2 separate regions of the Homo sapiens genome follow, and region 1 is linked to region 2. A link is an interaction called in ENCODE POLR2A ChIA-PET data of the cell type or tissue named here. Cell type or tissue: B cell. All regions are shown on one strand. Links, peaks and the distances in the headings refer to the core of each region. The heading gives the core; the rest is flanking DNA.

Evidence for each region. Peaks named below come from ENCODE experiments on the same cell type or tissue, not always from the same donor. Only the 100,000 strongest peaks of a DNase experiment are listed, where the experiment ranks them.
Region 1: POLR2A ChIA-PET joins it to region 2 with 5 read pairs; 11 of 35 experiments call an interaction of 5 or more read pairs at or near these places.

The regions. Positions count from the first base shown.
Region 1 is chr19:45,541,492-45,544,395 of GRCh38, reverse strand. It overlaps a transcript of OPA3 not described here. Among named protein-coding and RNA genes, the nearest start is that of VASP, 35 kb to the right of the region's middle. In B cell, for the core only: no CTCF peak of the experiment used is centred there; no DNase peak of the experiment used is centred there; H3K27ac peaks cover 163 bases.
Region 2 is chr19:45,638,128-45,641,031 of GRCh38, reverse strand. It overlaps EML2 (EMAP like 2), which reads left to right and starts at 1,635. Exons shown (of 19, transcript NM_012155.4): 1 at 1,635-1,675; 2 at 2,159-2,187; 3 at 2,398-2,527. The coding sequence starts at 1,656. MIR330 (microRNA 330) reads left to right here and starts at 1,945; the gene lies at 1,945-2,038. RefSeq lists silencers at 1,341-1,430, 1,451-1,730, 2,427-2,721 and enhancers at 1,106-1,957, 2,427-2,721, 1,958-2,809. In B cell, for the core only: a CTCF peak has its summit at 1,893; a DNase peak (open chromatin) is centred at 1,731; H3K4me3 peaks cover 1,137 bases; H3K27ac peaks cover 759 bases.

The DNA of each region.
Region 1 (2,904 bases), core at 241-2,740, 97 kb after region 2:
GAGCCACCGTGCCCCGCCCCCATCATCCCTTTTTATGGCTGAATAATAGTCCATTGTGAGGCTAGACCACAATTTGTTTATTCATACATCTGTTGAACGTTGGGGTTGTTTCCTCCGCGTGGTGGCTATGAATAGGGCTGCTATGAACGTGCATGTAGCTTGCAGTCTTTTTAGGCTTAGATCATTTGTCTCGAGAGCAGTGAAGCATCATGGGAAGGGCATGGGCTCAGATCCCAAAATGCCTGGAATCAATCCCTAGCTCTGCCTCATACCAGTTGGATGAGCTTGGGCAAGTCACTGGGTATCTTGTGCCTGATAACAGAACTTCCTTTGTAAGTTTATTATGAAAGTGAATCAATTAATACATGCAAAACACTTAGGAAGTTGCTTAGCACAGAGTGAACGGTTGCAAAATGACTCTGCATTGCCAGCAACAGGAACCTTCCTGGGCTAACTGAAGCAGAAAAAGAACTTACTGGAAGGATATCAGGTAGCTCACTGGAGGCTAAGAAAACCAGCAGGAACCTTGAGAGGTTTACAGTTAGAGATGCCGATGCTGTAACAGAGACCCCATATGTGTAATGATATTGAGTGAACGAGTTTACTTCTTGCTCCTAAAATAGTAACGTTGGCCAGTTGCAGTGTTCACACCTGTAATCCCAGCACTTTGGGAGGCTGAGGCGGGAGGATTGCTTGAGCTCAGGAGTTAGAGAACAGCCTGGGCAACATAGCAAGACTCCTCTTCTACAAATAAAAATAAATTATAAAAATTAAAATACAGCTGGGCGCAGTGGCTCACGCCTGTAATCCCAGTACTTTGGGAGGCCAAGGTGGGCAGATCACTTGAGGTCAGGAGTTCGAGACTAGCCTGACCAACGTGGTGAAACTCCATCTCTACTAAAAATGCAAAAATTAGGCGTGGTGGCGTGTGCCTGTAATCTCAGGTACTCCGGGGGCTGAGGCAGGAGAATCACTTAAACCCAGGAGTTGGAGGCTACAGTGAGCCGAGATCACGTCACTGCACTCCAGCCTGGGCAACAGAGCGAGACTCTGTCTCAAAAAAAAAAAAATTAAAAATAAAAATAGGCCAGTTGTGGTGGCTCATGCCTGTAATCCCAGCACTTAGGGAGGCCAAAGCTGGAGGATCACGTGAGCCCAGGAGTTTGAGACCAGCCCCTGGGCAATATACAGAGACGCTATTTCTTCAAAAATACAAAAGTTAGTCAGGCATGGTGTCATGCTCCTGTAGTCCCAGCTACGAGGGAGGCTGAGGTGGGTGGGTTGCTTGAGCTGGAGAGTTGGAGGTTGCAGTGAGCCGAGATCATGCCACTGCACTCCAGCCTGGGCGACAGAGTGAGACCCTGTCTCAAAAATAAATAAATAAATAAATAAACAAACAAAATAAGACAAAACAGTGAAGTCACGCGCTGGGCATGATAGCTCACACCTGTAATCCCAGCACTTTGAGAAACCAAGGTGGGCAGATTGCGAGGTCAGGAGATCGAGACCATCCTGGCCACCATGGTGAAACCTGTCTCTACTAAAAGTACTAAAATTAGCCAGGCGTGGTGGCAGGTGCCTGTAGTCCCAGCTACTCTGGAGGCTGAGGCAGGAGAATCACTTGAACCAGGGAGTTGGAGGCTGCAGTGAGCCAGGATCGCACCACTGCCTGCCCTCTAGCCTGGCGACAGAGCGAGACTCCGTCTCAAAAAAAAAAAAAAAAAAAAAAACAAAAAAACAGTGAAGTACTGTACCACATAATGAGGTTTCTGTCCACAACAAACCGCATATACAACAGTGGTCTCATAAAATGATACCACCGTATTTTTACTGTACCGTTTCTATGTTTGGATGTGTCTAGACACGCAAGTACTTACCATTGTGTTACAACTCCTGCAATTTTCAGTACAGTCACATGCTGTTTAGGTTTATAGCCTAGGAGCAGAAAGCTCTACCACATAGCCTAGGTGTGTAGCAGGCCACACTATCTAGGTTCGTGTAAGCCCACTCTGTGATGTTTGCACAATGACAAAATCACCAAACAATGCATTTCTCAGAATGTGTCCCTGTCATTAAGCAGTGCACGGCTGTACTAGCCGGGAACAGGTTGGCAGGGCAGCCCTCCTCCACACAGTCATTCAGGGACTCAGGCTGTTGCAGCTCTGCCATCTTCAGTGTGTTTATTTCAAGGTCACCCTGGGGTGGTCTTCATGAGGACCACAGCATGGCTCATATGGACCAGGGCTGGAAGTAGCCGGCTTCACTTGGCTGGCTTATTTTTCCTAGAACTCGGTGCCCTGACCACACCTAACTGCACCTAACTATAGTCCCTGGCTGGGCAGCCACTTCCCAGCAAGGAGCCTGTCTGTTGGGTTGCAGCGAGCATGAAGCACTCAGGGACTCCAAGGTCAGAGGGCTGTCAGCACCATGGGTACCACCCCCTACCACTGCCGTGGACCTACTCCACACCCTAACATGGATCCTAGGGGTCTCTTCGTATCCTTGAAGCCTTCCCCAAGATTTCAGGTTCAGGCTGGGTGTGGTGGCTCACACCTGTAATATCAGCACTTTGGGAGGCCAAGGTGGGAGGATCGCTTGAGCCCAGGAGTTCAAGACCAGCCTGGGAAACATAGTGAGACCCTGTTTCTATAAAATGTTTTAAAATGCGCCAGGTGTGGTGGTGTGTGCCTATAGTCCCAGCTACTCAGGAGGCTGAGGCAGGAGGTTTGCTTGAGCCCAGGAGGTCGAGGCTGCAATGAGCCATCATTGCACCACTGCACTCCAGCCTGGCTAACAGACTGAGACTCTTTCTCCAAAAAAAAATTTCTCTTATTTATTTTGTTTTATTTTTTAGTAGAGACCAGGTCTCCCTGTGTTGCCCAGGCTAGTCTCAAACTTCTGGAC
Region 2 (2,904 bases), core at 271-2,770:
TAAGGAATACGTGAAAATGGACGTAATCAGAATGCCTGGCGGGCCGGAGAAGGAGCGTTGGCGGGAGGTAGCAGTCAATTCTCAAGCAACTGAGTCAACTCAGGGACAGGGTTAGAAGGGAGGCTCAGAATGACAGGCGTGGTCAACTCCAGAGGCGGGGCCATACTGAAGATCTGGACAGAGTCAAAAACTAAGGCTATATAATTCTAGCAGTTTGGGAGGCGGAGGCGGGAATCATCGCTTGAGCTCAGGAGTTCGAGACCAGGCTGGGCAAAATAGCGAGCCCTCGTCTTTACTAAAAATGAAAATAAATTAGGCCTGGCGCGGTGGCTCACGCCTGTAATCCCAGCACTTCGGGAGGCCTAGGCGGGTGGATCACAAGGTCAAGAGATCGAGACCATCCTGGCCAACATGGTGAAACCCCCTGTCTATTAATAATACAAAAATGGGCGTGGTGGCGCGTGCCTGTAGTCCCAGCTACTCGGGAGGCTGAGGCAGGAGAATCACTTCAACCCGGGAGGCGGAGGTTGCAGTGAGCTGAGATCGCGCCACTGCACTCCAGCCTGCTGACAGAGCAAGACTCCGTTAAACAAACAAACAAAAAACAAAAAACAAAAAACAAAAAAAAAAAGAGAGAGAAAGAAAATAGCCGGGCGTGCTGGCCTTCGCTTGTAGACCCAGCTACTTGGGAGGCTGCGGCAGGAGGCTCACTTAAGCCTAGGAAATTCGAGGTTTCAGTGAGCCATGATCACGCCATTGCACTCCAGTTTGGTCGACAGAGCCACACCCTGTATCAAAAACAAAACAAAACAAAAATCACCCTAAGGCTGGAGTTATGGTGCAGTGGGCGTGGTCAGCGCTAGGAGGCCACGCAAGGGCAAGACCAAGGTCAAAAGCTGCACATTTCAACTCTGCTCAAACATAGCAAACACAAATACAGCGTTGTGTATACTCCAGGCACTTCCCAATAATTAACCAATTTCACCCTCGCAACTACCCCCGGGAGGTGTGAGTACTCTTATTTATTTATTTATTTTGAGACGGAGTCTTGTTCTCGTTGCCCAGGCTGGAGTGCAATGACACAATCTCAGCTCACTGTAACCTCTGCCTCCCGAGTTCGAATGATTTTCCTGCCTCAGCCTCCCAAGTAGCTGGGATTACAGGCGCCAGCCACCACGCCAGGCTAAGTTTTGTATTTTTAGTAGAGACGGGGTTTCACCACGTTGGCCAGGCTGGTCTTGAACTCCTGACCTCAGGTGATCTGCCCGCCTCGGCCTCCCAAAGTGCTGGGATTACAGGCATGAGCCACCGCGCCCGGCCGGGTACTCTTATTATCCCCATTTTTTAAATGAGGAAACCGAGGCAGAGGTTGGACGACCTGTGTACACTGCTAGGAATTAGCAGAACTGGGGTTTTAACTCAAGCAGGCGCGCTCCCGAGTCCATGTTCTCAACCACTCTCCCCCACCCACCCCGAAAGAACCTGGGATCGGGAGTCCACAGCCCGGGATGTGTGACCCGGTGGGACCCTCCGGCTCCAGGGGTGGCTGTGGAGGGCGGGGCAGGGGCGCGGCGGCCCGGGCGCCTCCCAGGGCCGGAAGCGGCAGAGCCGGTCCCGGCTCCACCCCCGGCCCCGAAGCTCCGCCACCCGCCGCCATGAGTAGCTTTGGAGCTGGGTGAGACCCTTTCGCAGACCACCCCCCATCTCCTCTCCGCGCTCCCGGGGCTTAGATCTCAGGTTTCACCCAACCCCTGGGACCCAGACCGGCGTGGGGACACGCCCCTTCCCTTAAACTCTCCCCGTTTCTCCCTCTGCTTGACGTTTGGTGTGCTGGGGGAACTGCGGGTGGGGGGCGCTGGGGAGCACCTTGCTGATTAGGAGGGAAGGGTCCTTGGTGACTCCCTTCTTCCAGGATCGCGTCCCTGCCACTTCGTGCTGTGTGATCTTTGGCGATCACTGCCTCTCTGGGCCTGTGTCTTAGGCTCTGCAAGATCAACCGAGCAAAGCACACGGCCTGCAGAGAGGCAGCGCTCTGCCCCTTACTCGGCCCCGTTTTCATCGGAGACCTCCGGGGAGCGGTGGGGGTGGAGGAATGGTTTCTCCCCTTTTCTGAACTGAATACTAAGACCCTTTTTTTTTCTTTGTCCTTTCCTGACAGCAAAACCAAAGAAGTTATCTTCAGTGTGGGTGAGTGGGGAGATGGGGAAGGGCTCGGTGGAAGCTTGCTTGTTGGGGTGACAGGCTGGAGCCAGAGGTCAGGAGTCTTGGCTACTGGGTCTTTGCCTCTCTGGCCTCAGTTTCCCTGCCTTTAAAAAAATAAATAAATAAAGCTGGAAGAGGAGAGGGAATAGGGATGGGGCTGGTGTCAGTGCCTGACCTCTGGGGGTGTCCTGGCAGAGGATGGCTCCGTGAAAATGTTCCTGAGGGGCCGCCCTGTGCCCATGATGATCCCAGACGAGCTGGCACCCACCTACAGCCTGGACACACGCTCGGAGCTGCCTTCTTGCCGGCTCAAGCTGGAGTGGGTGTATCCTTTTGCTGGAATCTCCTTGGTGCTCCCATCCCCCCAGGAGGAAATAGAAAGGCGGTCAAGGCAGCTCAGGCCTGTAATCTCAGCACTTTGGGAGGATCGTTTGAGGCCAAGAGTTTGAGACCTGCCTGGGCAACACACAAAACAAGCACAGCACGTTCAAGGGCTATGTGGCCAGAGTGGGATTGGTGCATTTGAGCAAAAAGAGTTGGGAATGGCTGGAAGCCCGGGCTCTGGAGTCTGACAGAGATGGGTTCAAACCCCAGTCCAGCCCGTACCTGGCCGTGTGACCCTGGAAAAGTCGTCTTGACTCTGAAAAATGAATTTTATGATCTCAGGTCCATAGACCTGTGAAATAATGTGTAAAGGTACTG